Regions from separate parts of the Homo sapiens genome. Here region 2 is linked to region 1. The links are chromatin loops, found by intact Hi-C in ENCODE. Cell type or tissue: PC-3. All regions are shown on one strand. Each heading gives the region's core, and the rest is flanking DNA. Links, peaks and the distances in the headings are about the cores only.

The links. Peaks named below come from ENCODE experiments on the same cell type or tissue, not always from the same donor. Only the 100,000 strongest peaks of a DNase experiment are listed, where the experiment ranks them.
Region 2: it touches region 1 in a loop (14-fold over the local background); 3 of 110 quality-filtered maps call a loop at or near these places.

What each region holds. Positions count from the first base shown.
Region 1 is chr1:190,317,535-190,326,092 of GRCh38, forward strand. All of the region lies in intron 2 of BRINP3 (BMP/retinoic acid inducible neural specific 3), which reads right to left. Among named protein-coding and RNA genes, the nearest start is that of BRINP3, 160 kb to the right of the region's middle. In PC-3, for the core only: CTCF peaks have their summits at 3,615 (motif pointing left) and 3,816; a DNase peak (open chromatin) is centred at 3,617; H3K27me3 peaks cover 1,522 bases.
Region 2 is chr1:189,615,836-189,624,393 of GRCh38, forward strand. No RefSeq gene overlaps it. Among named protein-coding and RNA genes, the nearest start is that of LINC01701, 160 kb to the right of the region's middle. In PC-3, for the core only: no CTCF peak of the experiment used is centred there; a DNase peak (open chromatin) is centred at 4,056; H3K27ac peaks cover 681 bases.

The sequences.
Region 1 (8,558 bases), core at 1,644-6,643:
CCCAATTCCCTGTCTCATATTCATCATTCCCTTTCTCTTGGATTTTCAGTTATGCTTTTTCTAATTTATTATAATAGTTTCCCAGTTCTTAAGAAAGTCACATTGAAAAAAAAATCACAATGAACAATTATCATATTCCAAATAAGCATATATTTTTTCATACATCTATGCCTTTACCCGTATTGTTTCCCCTGCTAGAACTCCCTGTTAATTATTTTAGCCTGTTGAACTCACACTTATGCTGTAAGATTTTTACTTTATCTCCTTCTTGGTAAAATCTCTACTAGTTTGAATGAGTAGAATTGTTCATCCATGTTATGCACTCTAGCTGCAATTGATTGATCTCTAGGTTACTTGTGTAAAAAATAAATTTATCTGTTACATGTTGATTTTCCTCTTTGACTAAAGGCAAAATTCGTGTGTAAGCATAATCAGTTCCTGAGCACAAAAACTAGCATTTAAAAGTTCAATATATATTTGAATGAATAAATAAAAATACTATTCCAAGGAAAGAAGCAAATCAGATACACCTTTCCTCTTTCTTTATATTGGTAAATAATTGAACAAGGAAAGGTATGCTCAAATTCACTGTTTTAAGTTTAATCTTAATAGTAGCCCAAACTACCTTACATTTCAGGTTTATAATCAATGTAGAATTATAATACCTGTATTTGCATCTCTTCCTAAGAATAGTCTCATTTATTTATTTCCTCCTGAGATCCCATTTCCATTCTAGTTTTATTAAACTTTATCTAATATTTTCAGCATTGGGGGCATGTAATGATTCTTGATTTGATTCTTTTATTTCTATAAAGAACTTAGATGCAATAGTTTGATTTGTACCAATTTCCCTTTCACTTGATTACAGGAGTTAGACTATGGAAAGCAATATATCTCAAGTATTCTTTATCCCATCTAGTTCTTGAAAAATAGGTGCTTGCATGTTGGCAGCCCATATAACTCAATCTCCCAAACTGCTTCTCAGGGTAATGCACTTATAGGCTAAAGCTTCTTCTGAAGTCTGGTGATAAATGCAGGATTAGGGAAAGGTTTTGATTATTATAATGGGTCCCTATTTTTTTTCCTCTTGTTTAAAAAGTAAAGACAAATAGTAGCTCAGAATTAAATTTCACAGAGATTTTTTTTTTCCACTTGATCCCTGAATTATGAAGCTGGGACATACTCCTGACTGGTTCCTCATCCCTAAAATGATTATATCAGATGTAGATCTATATAATTCATTCTGTCTTTCACTTATTTTGTAAAATAAACAGCTTTAATTACTTTATCTTCTTAAATGAGTGAAAATTAATAATGCGAATAAGTGAAACACTTTTCTGCTTAGTATGTAATAACAAAGCGCAGATGTAGATCTATATATTTTGTTCGGATGTAGATCTATATATTTCATTCTATCTTTCACTTATTTTATGAATTGAACAGCTTTAATTACCTTATCTTCATGAATGAGTGAAAGCTAATAACAGGAACAAGTGAAACACTTTTCTGCTTAGTATGTAATAATAAAGCTCAGACCTGGTTGTGCTTATTCACCTTAATATTTCATGCTCCTACTCACTAGCAGAACTTTAGGATATTCCTTACATGTGCCTGACTCAAATATCGCACCTTCATCTAAATCCATCCTTTAGGATCTAAACCCAGGATATTTATCTTCACATTCTCTTCTGAAGCTTGGAATACCTTACGCTCCCTTATTCCCCTTTCTCCTCTTTACATGGTTATGTCCTTCTCCTCTGGCATATCTTCTTCCTTCACTGGCCTCATTTTGGGTTTTGGCACTTTTTCACACTGTGTATTCCTGTGTTATAGCTCTTATCCCAAAGTTGTTGTTGTGTTTTTGTTTTAAATTACTTCCCTGTTTCCATTATTAGAGAATAGGCTTCTGTATTAGTTCATTCTTGCACTGATATAAAGAAACATTTGAGGCTGGGTAATTTATATAAAAAATAGGTTTAATTGGCTCACTGTTCCACAGGCTGTACAGAAAGCATGATGGCTTCTGCTTCTTGGGAGGCATCAAAAAGCTTCAAATCATGGTGGAAGGCAAAGGGAGAGCCAGCATGTCTTACATGGCCCGAGCAAGAGCAAGAGATTGAGGGAAGAGGTGCCACAGCTTTTAAACAACCAGATCTAATTAGAACTCACTATCACAACAACAGCACCAAGGGGGATGATGTGTGTCAAACCATGAGAAACTACCCCCTTGATCCAATCACCTCCCAGCAGACCCCACCTCCAGCATTGGGGATTACATTTAACATGGGATTTGGATGGGGACAAAGATCCAAATCCTATCAGCTTCCTAGTAAGTGCTATATTGTATTTATCTTTGCACATTTGACGCCTAGCACTAAATCTATCACTTATAAAGATGTCATTTTTAAATTTTAAAAATAGAAAATGGAATAAAGAATATTCTATAAGTTTTTTGTTTAAATTTTGATCTTTGTGATATACGTGTGTGTGTGTGTGTAAATGTATGTGCTCACTTAACTTGGTGGATAGGTTCTTGGTAACTTTGACTTTAAGCAATACAATGTATAATAATGAAACAAATTTTAACACAGGGTGATTGATATACACAGGGTTAACTTCCTACAGTATATTTCTGGTCATAAAAACACCACCAAACTTCCAAATAAATACCCAAAACACTCCTAATATTAAACACTGAAATAAATATCATCTATGCATACAGGTAAGAAAGATTAATAATAAATAAGATAATTATTTACTCGATTTTTAGTGAACCAGTGAGTGATGGTAGTTGTAATTGTGGTGAGTTAAATCAAGTGAAGTTTACACAATGAACATTGTTAGGAGACCCTCCTACCACTACACAGTTCAAAAGCAAACAATTACTAATAGGAGATCCCACTGGGCACTTTTATACCACATTGCTTATTGTTGTGCATTTGTATAATTATCGTATACTTCATGAATATTTGTTTTATAACAATTTGTATTTATTCATTCATTCATTCATTTTCTAACTCACTTATTCCTATTTAGGGTGGTGGGTGGCCAGAGACCATCACAACAGCTCAGGGCACAAGATAAGAACCAGCCCTGGACAGGACACCATTCCATCACAGGTCATAGTCACTCCCACCCCCCAACACACACACACACACTCACTCACTCATACTGGGACCATTTAGGCAGGCCAGTGAACCTAATGTGCATATCTTTGGGGTGTGGGAGGAAACTGAATTACCTAGATAAAACCCATGCAGATATGAGCATGTACATACATGCTCATGATATGAGAACGTACAAACTCCACACAGACAGTGGCCCTGGCCAAAAATTGATTTTGTTAATCATCAACATTTTCATGAAACAATATTATCTGATGTCCTGCTGTGTGTGTGTTTGTATATATGTATATATGTTATATATATATACACACACACACACGTATGTATATGTCTGTATATACGCACATTTCCAGATTAAAATGGAGTTTTATAATAAATAATCCTTTAAAATAAGAGACAGATGTTAAGAAAAATAATGAATGATCTTACATTTTTTATGCTGTATAGGGGCAGGGCCAGACTAGTTAGTTAGGCAACACGACCCTACCATCTAGTGGTCAGAACACTGAAGAATAGAGTTGAGTCAGCAGACAGGGAAGAATTAATCAAAGCTAATCTCTACCATAAATCCAATACCCAATAGCATGCATCAGAAATGGAAAGAATTCATTACCACTCTATTTATTATCCTGAACTGAACACATAACTGTAATTTGAATTAAGTTAAAAATCATATACCTCCTAAAGTACCATTCATGTATGTTTCTAATTCTCTTCGATAACTATTTATAAACCATGCATAAAAGAGGAAGCAAAGGGAGAAATATTTTGAACATGAAGTGAAAATTATAAGATTCTGATTTATAGAAATAAAAATGAGACTTCTATATATTTCAAAAATTTTTTAAAGTTTGTAGAACCAAGTCAATGTAATAAATGTTTTATTAAGTAATAAAATTAGCCAAAAGGTCTCTTGATTAGGAAACAACAAAAGCTTTTCAGTTTCACTGGCTTTATATTTTGACTGATTAAACAAATTTGGGTATTATTTACTCATCATCATTATTCATTAATTGACGTTTTATTATCTTTGCTTTGGAAACATCATGATGGCAAAGAATCGCCTCAATGTATTTGTTTTTGAAAATTATTATACTGCATATTTTCATCTGAAGTTGATAGAACAGGTAATATTTAAATATAGTTGGTTTTTACCTTGTGGTATGCAAACCTCACACCATTTGGAAAAATGGTTGCTCAACATAACAAGAAGTAGTCTTTGTTTTAAAAATGATGTTGTTGTTCATGTTACATGCAAGAAAAAGTATAAGCCTACAATTATTAAGTGAGTTTTCTCTAAAATTAATGAAATGATTTTTAAAACTATTGAAATATATATAAGATTTTTTCATAAATCTATTTTTATATATGTGTGCATATATATGTGTGCATATATATATGATTATTTCTCATACATATATGGGAAATAATAGTATTTTAAATGAAAGGTAGTTCATATAATAAACCAAGAGATTACATATAATGGATCAAAAAGCTGAAGAATATGGTATTTCCAGTAAATACAGTAGTTGATCCTAAAAATTTGTTTTGCACCTTATCTCTAGAGACAAGTTCAGGAAGGGGCTGGGAAATGAGAAGAAGATAAAGTCCTGATAGGTTTGTGCATCTGAGAAGAAAACCAGTTCTTTGTCTTTAAATACAGTCCAAAAATATTACAAGGCCTGAGGATTGCTTTGCTCTCAGTTTTGCCTGAGAACAAAATAATAGTCTGCACCCTGTGTTAAGACCGGTAGGCCTAAATGTGCTCCACAGAGATGTAGAATATTTCTCACTTGTGACAGAACACCATGGATTGCGTATACACATGATTGAGTACACAGACAGACCTGAAGAAAAAGTGCGGCTGAGAAACGGGAATATCCTAGAATATTCATCACCTAAGACAGGGTAGTGATGAAGACATTGCAAAGGCCGTGAACTTGAATAAAAAATGAATCCGAGGACCAGAAATGGTTTGACAAACCCTTGCCAAAGCCAACATGTCAATCTTCCCAACATACTTCTCAGAAAGGATGGAGGAATCTTGAATTAGGGAATTTACATGTCTACCATCCAACCAAATAGATATGCATATAAATATTAAATTTTCTAATAAATATAAAGTTACATTCCTTTTAGTTCTACACTGTATGATTTTTAACCAAATCACCATCATCATCATTATCAATGTTCTGAGTACTCATTAAGTTTCAAGCAGTAATGATTTCCTTCACATTAATTATCTCGTTTAATTTGATCAGCTCTTTTAAAGAGCGGGTGATGCAACTCACATTTTTACACATTCAAAGCGCAGAAGGATTATGTAACTTGACCATATTGTACTTTGAGGATTCAAGGTCTTAACTGGGGTTGTATTAATTCAAAGTGTAGGCTACACCAAAAGCTTCTTATTTAAAATATAAATTAGTTATGGGTGTCTGGGTTCTCTACCAATTGAAGTATATGCATAAATAATAGGCTATCATATGATAGTGACATCTTTCACATACCTGGTCTAGGTAGTGCAAATTTAATAAGGAACAAATAAGGAGAAAAGTGATTTCCACCACAAATTTATATGTTAAGTTGTCAAATTTTTATTATTATAATTTTTCTTGTTAGCATAACTGGATAGACAATAGAGAGGTTACTGGGTCTGCTTTTTCTCAGTCTCAAAAAATGTTGCATACCAAAATGATGACTTGATTTTCAAATATAGTTGTCATATTTAGTGGTCAAATGAGAACAAAGGAGATGATCATTAAGAATCATAACATTTACAAAAGAAGATATGAAAACCCTTTAACGATTGTAATTCTTCTCTTGAGGAATGAAGTGCATTGTACCTGTTTAATTTTTTCATCTAATGAGAGTTATCCATCGGAACGAATAAAATAATAATTTAATGTCTACCTCAGAAACATGCTTAAGAAAATACAAAAAAAAAAAAATAAGAATTTTTTTCTTATTTTGCATTAAGGCTGCTTATTTCACAGTTCTCTGTGGTTGAATATGATAACTTATACTCTGAGATTACATGGGAAAGCAAGACAAACATGACAAGCATGACATGATCATGAGATAGGTGCACAATTACTGCAAATGAAAAGCTTTCAGTTACACCAAAGATATTGTAAGAGAAAAATCCCTTTTCAGCTTCATAGCTTGAAAGCATAGGAGTGATGAGTGATAAAGTCTTAGTCTTTTATTTTTTAAATCTACAGTTATAAAACCTGAATCTCTCTAAAACTAAATAAATTGTTGTTGAAAAGAAAACAAATAAAATATTGGAAAGGTATGCTTCTGGCATTACAGAGAGGAACACTAGATAAAAAATAGAAAAATATCAATGACTGCTTTTTGTCCATTTACAGGGTAAGAACAATTAAAACTGTTTTAAACCTGTTTCAGATTGCAAAAAGTAGGAAGAACACTAGACATTTTGAAGAAATTTCTAGATCCAGTCAAACCATGGTCTTAATTGTAATGCAAGCTTCTAACTTGTTTTGGTAAGTAGCAAAAAAGAAAGATCATTTTCTAAGACCTATAGCTATACAACGTGTGTGTTGTCTCGGAACACGAAAGCTCAATGAGAAAGAGGACTTAAAAATAAGTTGAAAATTAATATGGCAGTTTCCAAAATTATGTTCCATCATAATTTTGGAGATTGAGATCACACATGCCTGTCTCCAATACATAAAGCTGGGTTCAGAACCAGTGAATTCACCACAAGCCACTGAACACAGACATTTCCCCCTACAAAAATTCCCAAATTTTATCAATAATCAATAATAAGTTACCTTGGGAGAAAATGTAGCGTTAATAAATCACTGATAAATGAATATAAATAGGTAAACATACTGATATGGTCCTTCATTCTGTTTATACAATATGATGACCAATATTGCTCTGGAAATATTTGCTTAAGTTTGGTAAGTGTTCTTCCTGACTTATTTTGGGGAAAATTATTTAAATGGTTTTATTAATAATGATTACTGCTACTAAGAATCAAATTTGTCTAAAATATTATTTGTAATATTTTAAATAATAGATATCCATGTTTATATAATGAGATAAATAGAAATACTTTATAATCACAAAGCAATGATTGTCATGAGGATATTTTTGTCATAAGTTTAGTGAAATAAATTACCCGTAATTAATTGAGGGTAGATGTATGGAAGCAGAAAAGCAATATTGATTACCTTAAAATAAGTGTGATACCTTGTAATCATTATGATTCTCAGAGGGAGTAAGAGTCAAAAACTTGTGGAGCTCGATAAACAAAAATCTAATAAAAATGTTTTCATAGATGACTAAACCAAAAGATTATAACCTTAATAAATTTATATTTCTTCAAAGTGCTTGAATTTTCAAATAAATATTAAAAACTAAATAATCGGCAGCATAGTAGGACAAATACAAGACAGTTACAAACAGCCAGCATTGAAGGTTGAAAGACTGATACCCAGAAAAAAAGCTTGCTCATATAAAATGCTGAAGGGAATAAAATAAATTGTGTATTTTCTGTAATAAAAAATAGATTAATTGCTCCAGACAGTAAAATTTTTGATTTGATTATAATTACCTTAAAATGATATTTAAATAAATAATTTGTAGATTCAAGAGAGGATTAAGCTCAGAAAAGTAAGCAAGAACTTAGCTACTTTACATTTTAGATCTGGAATATCGCTGCCTATACTAGTGATAAATTGACTGACAGAAAGTTAAAACCATATTTAGCATACATTGAAAAATGATAAAAGTCAGCAAACTTACCAGAAAGGATTAAGAAGAAACTTAGCCTTATTTTAAATGTAGGAGAAGTCATCGGAAGTAGATATTGAAATTACATACTGAAGAGTTCATATCAATTTTTATGAAAATGTACTTGTAAGTGATAGCTGATGTGTGGAAAAGGAGCACTCATCAAGGGTTGACAGAAAGCCTGGACCACTCGATAAGGTTGTCTTGAGTTACTTGACAATATTAAAATATTTAGGTATGTAACTATTCAGAAGACAGTTGTATAATATGTCTGTATAACTGGCAGACCAACAATAACACTTCATATGCTGATCTGACACAATCTTTGTCATTTGCACTGCCCTTATCCAAAAATATTTTTATCATTTCTGCATGTACATAACAATTATAAAATGATTTGTCATTTTCACATGTTGTGATATCTAATTTATACTGCTCAAGTGGATCCTATTACATTAATATGTTAAAAACCAATAATAACTGTTTTATAAAATTCACCTGTGTGAGTTCCCTGAAGGTCAAATAACTCATTAAAAATAATGTATTCAAACAATAAATTGCAAGGAAGCTCAATGAGATCCAAGACAAGGTTGAAAATTGACACAAAGAAACTTCTAAAGTAATCCAGGAAATTAAGGAAGGTCTAAACATCTTTAAAAAAAATCA
Region 2 (8,558 bases), core at 1,475-6,474, 700 kb before region 1:
TTTTCAGAAGCTCTTCCAAAAACTTGAAGCAGACTGAACACTTCTCAATTTATTCTCTAAGAACACAGTTGCCCTAAAGCTAAAACCCAACAAAGACATTGAGAAAAACTACAGACTGGTTTTCCTCATGAACATAGATGCAAAAATCCATAATAAACTACTGGCACATTGAGTCCAACAATAAATTATACAACATGACCTAGTGGAACTTATTAAAGTATGTAGGGTTGGATCCAAATTCAAAAATCAGTCAATGTAATCTGCTACATCAACAGCAAAGTAGAAATAGAGAGAAGTTTTTGAACTTTACAAAGAGTACCTATAAAAATCCTATAGCAAAACTTGCAGCAAACATCAAACATAATGGTGAGAAACTAGATATTTTCTTCTTAAGATCATGAATAATGCAAAAGTCTCCTCTCTTCCCACCACCTGCAACATTGTACTGTAATTTCTAGCTAGTGCATTAAGGTGAGTAAAAGAAATTAATCTGTACAGTTTGGGAAAGAAGAAATAAACCTGTATTTGTTCATGTGACATGATTGCTTATGTAGAGAATCATTTTTGAATAAAAATCTTCTAGTGTTAATAAACAAGTATGGCAAGTTCTCAGCATACGAAAATAACATTCAGAAGTCAATTGCTTTCCTACATACCATCAATAAACAATTGGAATTGGAAATGAAAAATGATTTAAAATAATACACAAAAATGTAATACATAGTTATAAGTATAGCACAATATATACAAGATCTAAATGCAGGGAACTTTAAAACTGAAGAATAACATCAAAGAAGATCTAAGTAATTGGAGATATTTAGTGTTTATGGATTTAAAAATTCAATATTATTAAGATGCAAATTCTTCTTAACTTGTTTTATAAATTCCTCTCAATTCCAATCACAATCTCGCAAGTTATTTTGTAGATACTGATAAGCTGATTATAAAGTTCATATGGAAATGGAGAAGGTCTAGAACAGCCAACAGAATACTGTAGAAAGAGTGATCAAACTACATCATACATTGTTAAGGCATACATATCTGGATGGATAGATAATTATGATAGATAAATAGATCGATTGATCGATCGATAGATTGATAGAGACAGAGGGATAGAATGCTAGTTCAGGGTGCTATAACAAAGAACCATAGACTGGGTGGCTTTCAGATAACAGAAGTTTATTTCTCACAGTTCTGTAGGCATGACATCTGAGTCATGCCAGCCAGTATAGTTGTGCTTTGGTGATGCTCTTCTTCTGGATTGCAGCCAGCATAGTTGTGCTGCCAGCCAGCATAGTTGTGCTTTGGTGATGTTCTTCTTCTGGATTGCAGACTGCTGCCTTCTTGCTGTATCCTCACGTCGTAGAAAGAGAGCTAAAACTCTCTAGGGTGTCTCTTTATAAGGGCATTAATTTTATTCATGCAGGCTCCACCTTCATGACACAATCACCTCCCAAAGTTTCTACTTCCTAATACCATTACATGAGGTTAGGAATCCAAAATACCAATTCTGGGGGGACAAAAGCATTCAGTCCATAACATAGATAGACAGACAGATAGGAGATCTAGAGTCAGACAGTATGTTACTGAGGTTTTAATTTATTATCATTAAGAATTATAAAGTAATATGTTTATGCATATCCTTTTTAATGCATCAAATATGTTAAAATATTTTTAAAAATATACCATTACAACACACAAAAGTACTAGAAAAACATTATTAAATATTTATCTATGCAGCCATAAAAAAGAACAAAATCATATGTTTTTGACAACATGGATTCAGCTGGATGCCATTATCATAAGCAAATTAATACAGAAACAGAAAACCAAATACTGAATCTTCTTACCTATTAGTGGGAGCTAAACATTGAGTACACATGGAAATAAAGATGGGAACAACAGACACTGGGCACTGGGGACTGCTAGAGAGGGAGTGTGGTTGGGGGTAGGATTGAAAAACTACCTATTGGGTATTTTGCTCACTACCTGGGTGACGGGATCATTCTTACACTAAACCTCAGTGATAACGCAATTTACCCATGTAACAAATGCGCACTTATACCCCCGAACCTAAAATAAAAGTTGAAAAAAAGTTTAATTAATTAAACAAAATAAATTTTCTATTTAGAAAACATAATTATATCCAACTACAACTCCATTAAAGCCTATAAAGAAAAAGATATTTATCTAATATGGGTCAAACAAATGTAAAAATGAATACCGATTTCTCCACATCCTCACCAGCATCTATTGTTTCCTGACTTTTTCAATGATCGCCATTCTAACTGGCGTGAGATGGTATCTCATTGTGGTTTTGATTTGCATTTCACTAATGACCAGTGATGATGAGCTTTTTTTCATATGTTTGTTGGCCGCACAAATGTCTTCTTTTGAGAAGTGTCTTTTATATCCTTTGCCCACTTTTTGATGGAGTTGTTTTTTTCTTATAAATTTGCTTAAGTTCCTTGTAGATTCTGGATATTAGACCTCTTGAGATGGATAGACAGCAAAAATTGTCTCCCAACCTGTAGGTTGCCTGTTCACTGTGATGATAGTTTATTTTGCTGAGCAGAAGCTCTTTAGTTTAATTAGACTCATTTGCCAATTTTGGCTTTTGTTGCAATTGCTTTTGGTGTTTCAGTCATGAAGTCTTGAAAATGTGGCATATATACACCATGGAATACTATGCAGCCATAAAAAAGAATGAGATTGTGTCCTTTGCAGGGACATGGATGAAGCTGGAAATCATCACCCACAGCAAACTAACACAGGGACAGAAAACCAAACACAGCATGTTCTCACTCATAAGTGGGAGTTGAAAAATGAGAATACATGAACACAAGGAGAGGAATATCACACACTGGAGCCTGTTGGGGGGTGAGGGGAAAGGGGAGGAAGAGCATTAGGACAAATACCTAATGCATGCGGGGCTTAAAACCTAGATAATGGGTTGATAGGTGCAGCAAATCACAAGGGCACATGTATATCTGTGTAACAAACCTGGACGTTCAGCACATGAATCCCAAAACTTAAAGTAAAATAAAATAAAAAATAAATTTAAAATAGTAATATTGAAACCATAGTGGAAAATAAAATTTATATGTAGCAAAAAATGTTTTGCCTGAAAAATATAAACTGAAAAAATGTATGCACCATATAAAAATAGTTAATATTCTTAGATATAAATTATAGCACATAAATATGTTTGTGAAACAATATCAGATACAAACAAAACAATGTCAATAAAATATTTGAGAAACTATAATGAAACTCTTTATGAACTTAATTCACTATCACACCAAAAGACATAAACATTAGCTTTAGTTTGACATAGTAATGAATTATTATATTGCTATTTTTCTTATTAAATTGCAACTTACACATCTACTTATACCTACAATAGTATGGAGAGTAGAAAATTGTTATTAATATACACATCATTTAGATATATAAAAATATGCAGTATTTCTAGAAGCCATTTTAATTGCATTTTTAAAATGACTCAAAACTTCTTGATCCAGTTGTTTCCTTACTATAAAGTTTCCTAAATTTTTACACATTTTATCAGAAATGTATATGAATATATGTATGTATATATTTAAGTTTCTAGCTGGTTGCTCCACTTATTTCTAATATTATTTACAAATTGAAACACACTCAAATGCTTTAGTATGAATTACTTGAGTATGATAAAATCTATCATATATAATAAAATCCATCTAATAAATAATATTTTAAACAAAACACATATGATATGAGGCTTATGATGAAAACAGGTTGTAATACAGAGTGATTTGATTATATTGTGGATAAATAATCTAGAACAAAGACAGAACTGATACTCAGCTAGAGAGTAGTATGAAGAGATTTCAGAATATTTAAAAATATTCTAGTCTATAGCTTTCAGTTCCACACACCTTACAGGATTGATTTAAGACTGTTTTTGTATTTGTAAAATAATACCTTTTGTTTTGTTACCTTGAGCAAACCACAAGTTATCCTCCATGACTCATGTCGTCCATGCAGTCAAAGCAAATGATTCACTCACAATATGGCAGCCTTCCAGGATTCTGGGCATCCTAAATAATATGCATAACACAAAGAAGGAAATTGAAAACCCTAGAGAACTCGAAGTTTGGATGAAAGTATTGATCTTAAGAAAGGGACATAGTTTTCAAGTAGTCTGAGAAGAAGTCTGACTTTGGGAATATAAGACATATTGTGAATCTGATGACCAGAAGCAGCACTAAAGAACCCCCACCCCAGGACAACTGACATGAGGCAGCCCAGCTATTTAACAGCAGATGGCAGAAAGGGCAAAGGAAAGTTTAAAGGCCTCTTACATGTTGGGATGATACATAGAACCTGTGCGAAATTATCTATCACTCACAAATCAAAGGAGAAAGAGAAGAAAGGTGGGCCTCTTGTATAGATAATGATATAATATTGAATTGACCAATTAAAACAGCCAATGTGATTGGGCTACCTTCATTAGGCAACTTAAAATTTCAAAATAAAAAGATAATTATAATGTGCTAATGTCAGTTTAAATGATGCAAACACACACAAATATTTATCTGTATGAACATTTTATACAGAAAACACTTTATTTTGCTTATCAAATGCGTATCTGTTCCAGTCTGCTGTTTGCTTTCCATACACACACAGTGCTTTCTTTGAACTGGGATTTGCCCTATCTTATGTTAAGAACCATAATTCTCTTAGCAGAAATGTTGTTAGCATATACAGTTTTTAAAAATCCATCATAGACGCATCATTACTAACTCTGAAGGTAAAGAAGGGCTGTTTATTGCCAATAAAATTTGAAAAACTGTGTATTCCTGTTTTACTTGTTTTCCAACATTATCCCTGGCTTGCTCAGGATGTATGCTGACATTCTACCCTATGTGTTTTTGTATCTACGTAACAAAAATATATATTTTAAGTAAAAATTAAAGGGGGGCTATTTTAAAATAATTTTTGTAGAAAATTCTCTTTTGGACAGGCACAATACTGCAATGACACATCCATAAAAAAGGCACAACCACTTTTTAAGGATGTATAAAGTCATGTCCAATTGTAGATCATAAAATGTTTATTAAGTTATTTATTCTTTATTCACAATAGCTGACTCAGTGCTCTTTCTGTAATTATCAACTAACCGATGCATTATGTGGATTAAAGAATGACTTTATGTGCATTTAGAAAGTAATGTGCTACAGGTTATTGCACCTTGTAATTTTATTATTCAAACATATATTGGATTTTATTTATGCTAATGCAATCACAATATTTAATAATGCAATATAAATTATGAGGGCTTATTTTCTCCTAATGTAACAGGATTGTGTAATTGAGCCTAAACTGAAGTTAGATATATATTCTTGGTGACCATTCACTATATTACCAACACCTTTTTGTGTCTTCTTATTTGCATCTAGTCTGAGAAAACTGCTAGAGAAATAACATAAATGGTAGACCAAGAGGCAATTATTACAAGACAAATGGGACTCTAGTCTCACTTAAAAGGCAATTACCCTAACTGAAGAAGAATCTGGCATGATGAGCTGGTCTTAGCCACAGAATTTGGGACCAGCAGATTGTTGTACTTTAAGATGCAAAAAGGTGATTTTTACATAAATCCTTTCCAGACTAGTTATCTTCACGTGTTGATACTCAGTTTAAGTTAAGTATAAGAAGTATCTAGAACCAGAAATACCATTTGACCCAGCAATCCCATTTCTGGGTATATATCCAAACGATTATAAATCATTCTAGTATAAAGACACGTGCACACGTATATTCATTGCAGCACTATTTACAATAGCAAAGACTTGGAACCAACCCAAATGCCCATCAATGATAGACTGGATAAAGAAAAGGTGGCACATATACACATTGGAATACTATGTAGCCATAAAAAAAAAGAATGAATTCATGTCCTTGCAGGGACAATGGACGAAGCTGGGAACCATAATTCTCAGCAAGCTAACACAGGAATACAAAAACAACATGGCATGTTCTCACTCATAAGTGGGAATTGAACAATGAGAACACTTGGACACAGGGAGGGGAACAACACACACCGGGGCCTTTTGGGGGGCAGGGGGAAGGGAAAGGATAGCATTAGGACAAATACCTAATTCAGGCAGGGCTTAAAACCTACATGATGGTTTGATAGGTGCAGCACACCACCATGGCATATGTATACCTATGTAAAAAACCTGCACATTCTGCACATGTATCCCGGAACCTAAAGTTTAAAAAAAAAGTAGTATTGCCAGCAGTGAGTGAGAGAGTAATGTATATATAAACCTCAAATATCTATTACGGTTACTGGTCATTGTCAGTGCCCACTACAAGGAGAGAAGGAGGCATATTCCCTTTCTAATTGGTGGGTGGAGTGAAATGTGGAAGCACGTGGTGGACCAGTAATTATAGTAATATTAATAATGTGGGTAGAGACAAAAAGAGGCCCTACAATTACTAATCAGTGAGCTGTCAGGAAATGCAATGCTACAGATTATTGCAGTGGAAGAATATGGGTTTTCTTAGTAGATGGAGTAAAGTCTTATCAGAATACAAGAACCCCAGTCTAACTGAGAAACTAGATGCTGCAGCAGTAATGATCCACCCAGGAGAGAGGAGACAAAAAAGCGGGTTGGGAGGGTGGAGAGTCATTCTTAACTGTGTAGGAAGGAGAAAAGATTGTTGTGTTAGTGATATATTACATTCTGAAGCTATTTCACTTTGCAGAGAAATGATACATTTAAAAACTGTGTGGTTAAAGGAGCGCAATTCTGCATAGGGGGGTCCATAAGTGAAAAAATATCAGGCATGCATATTGATTTATTCTGTATGGTACATAGGGATTTGTGAAGTTCAAGGACAGTTGTTTAAACTGGAGAATTAAGTAGTGGGCAACGTAACATTTTTTATGGTGTGCTGAGTGGGATGGGAAGTCCCTATGAACCAAGAACAGAAACTCCTTGAAATAGGTAGCAATAACAGAAGATTACCAAAAATATAACATCGATGAAAATCAAAGAGACTTCAGAAGGATGCAACCTATATATGGATAGGATTAGAGATTAGGGATTACCTTTCTTGAGTGTTCTCCAGAAGTGACGATTAAAGCCAGCAGGGAGGCAGTGATTTAAAATCAATATTGACCTATGAAAACAGTTTGCTTAGTAGAATTCTTGATCTATTGAAGTTTACTAACATTTGTACAGATTGTAAATTGTATTAATAATGCCCTGCTAAAACTTACTGATGAGTTTTACCCTGGAACAATCATGTACTTAGAGTAGACATGCACTGCTTGGAAAATTTTAATCTGTTTTTAAAAAAATCAAAATTCTATTACCTAAGGTTGAATCAAATTATTTGTCTAATGTCTTCATTCTATTTAATTTAGTGAAAGTGAGAAAAAGTGATACTGTCTAGTAGTAAGTATTTATAAAATAAAGTACTTTGAAAGTGTAATTGTATACCAATTTGGATAAAAAATACAAGGAAAATTGTATGTCGCATGTGCCTTAAAAGTGCTTACATTTGAGAGGAAAATTTTTTGAATTATGTTGCAGTCCTTTAAAATAATAGCTGATCATTATTAATTTCCTCAGGTGTTTATTGTCACAATATTAATCATGGTGAACTCATTTGCTATTAATGTGCATGTCATAACTAGTTCTTTGGGATTACAACAGTGAGCTCGGCAGTGATTAATTGCACAATTATTTTAAAGAGTTACCAATTTTCTTAATGTCTCCTACCTGACAAAAGAGTTTGAGTTGCATTTTTGCAGATATAGAGTATAACAGGTACATTTGTCTTCTATCCATGGAGTCAAAATTAATCCTTGTGCTTAAATCTCATGGGGCTACTTGAGCTCATTTGTTGCTATTTTCACTCATAATATCAATATCCCAACCTGATTAAAATACCATCTTTTAAAGATTAATCATCTAATACAGGTGACTGTGGTTTAAATATGGATGGGAGTTGGGACATAAGGAAATACATCATTAAATAAATCCAACCTAAAATTTAGTTCTTAAAAAGTGGGTGCAAGCTGAGAAGCAATGAGGATGGTGACTGAACTGAAACAGAAAAGAAAAAGTTACCCGCCTGAAATAGATTCTCTCTCAGTATTCACAAAATCTTTATAATGTTTGACTCTCAGAGGGCATGAAGTGGATAATTTGATACAATCTTCTCTAAATTACAAGAACATAAGAGAATGTACATAACAGGTTTGCTTATGAAACTTCAGTGCCACAAGCAACTTAAAATATTTAACTTATATGAGACATAAATATATTCAAAATTGTTATTTTAAAGTAACATAAACTTATTTTCTCAGTGATCATGTTATGTTTTTTCTGGTTATTTTCTGTTCTACTAGTATATTTTTTCTAAACATTGTAAAATTATTTCAGCAATTTTTAATTCCAAAAAAGAATAAGTAAAATATAGTGTGTATGTAAATGTACTTTATATCTCTTCCTTAGGCTTTTATCTTTCCTCTCCCACTAACCCTAACCCAAGCA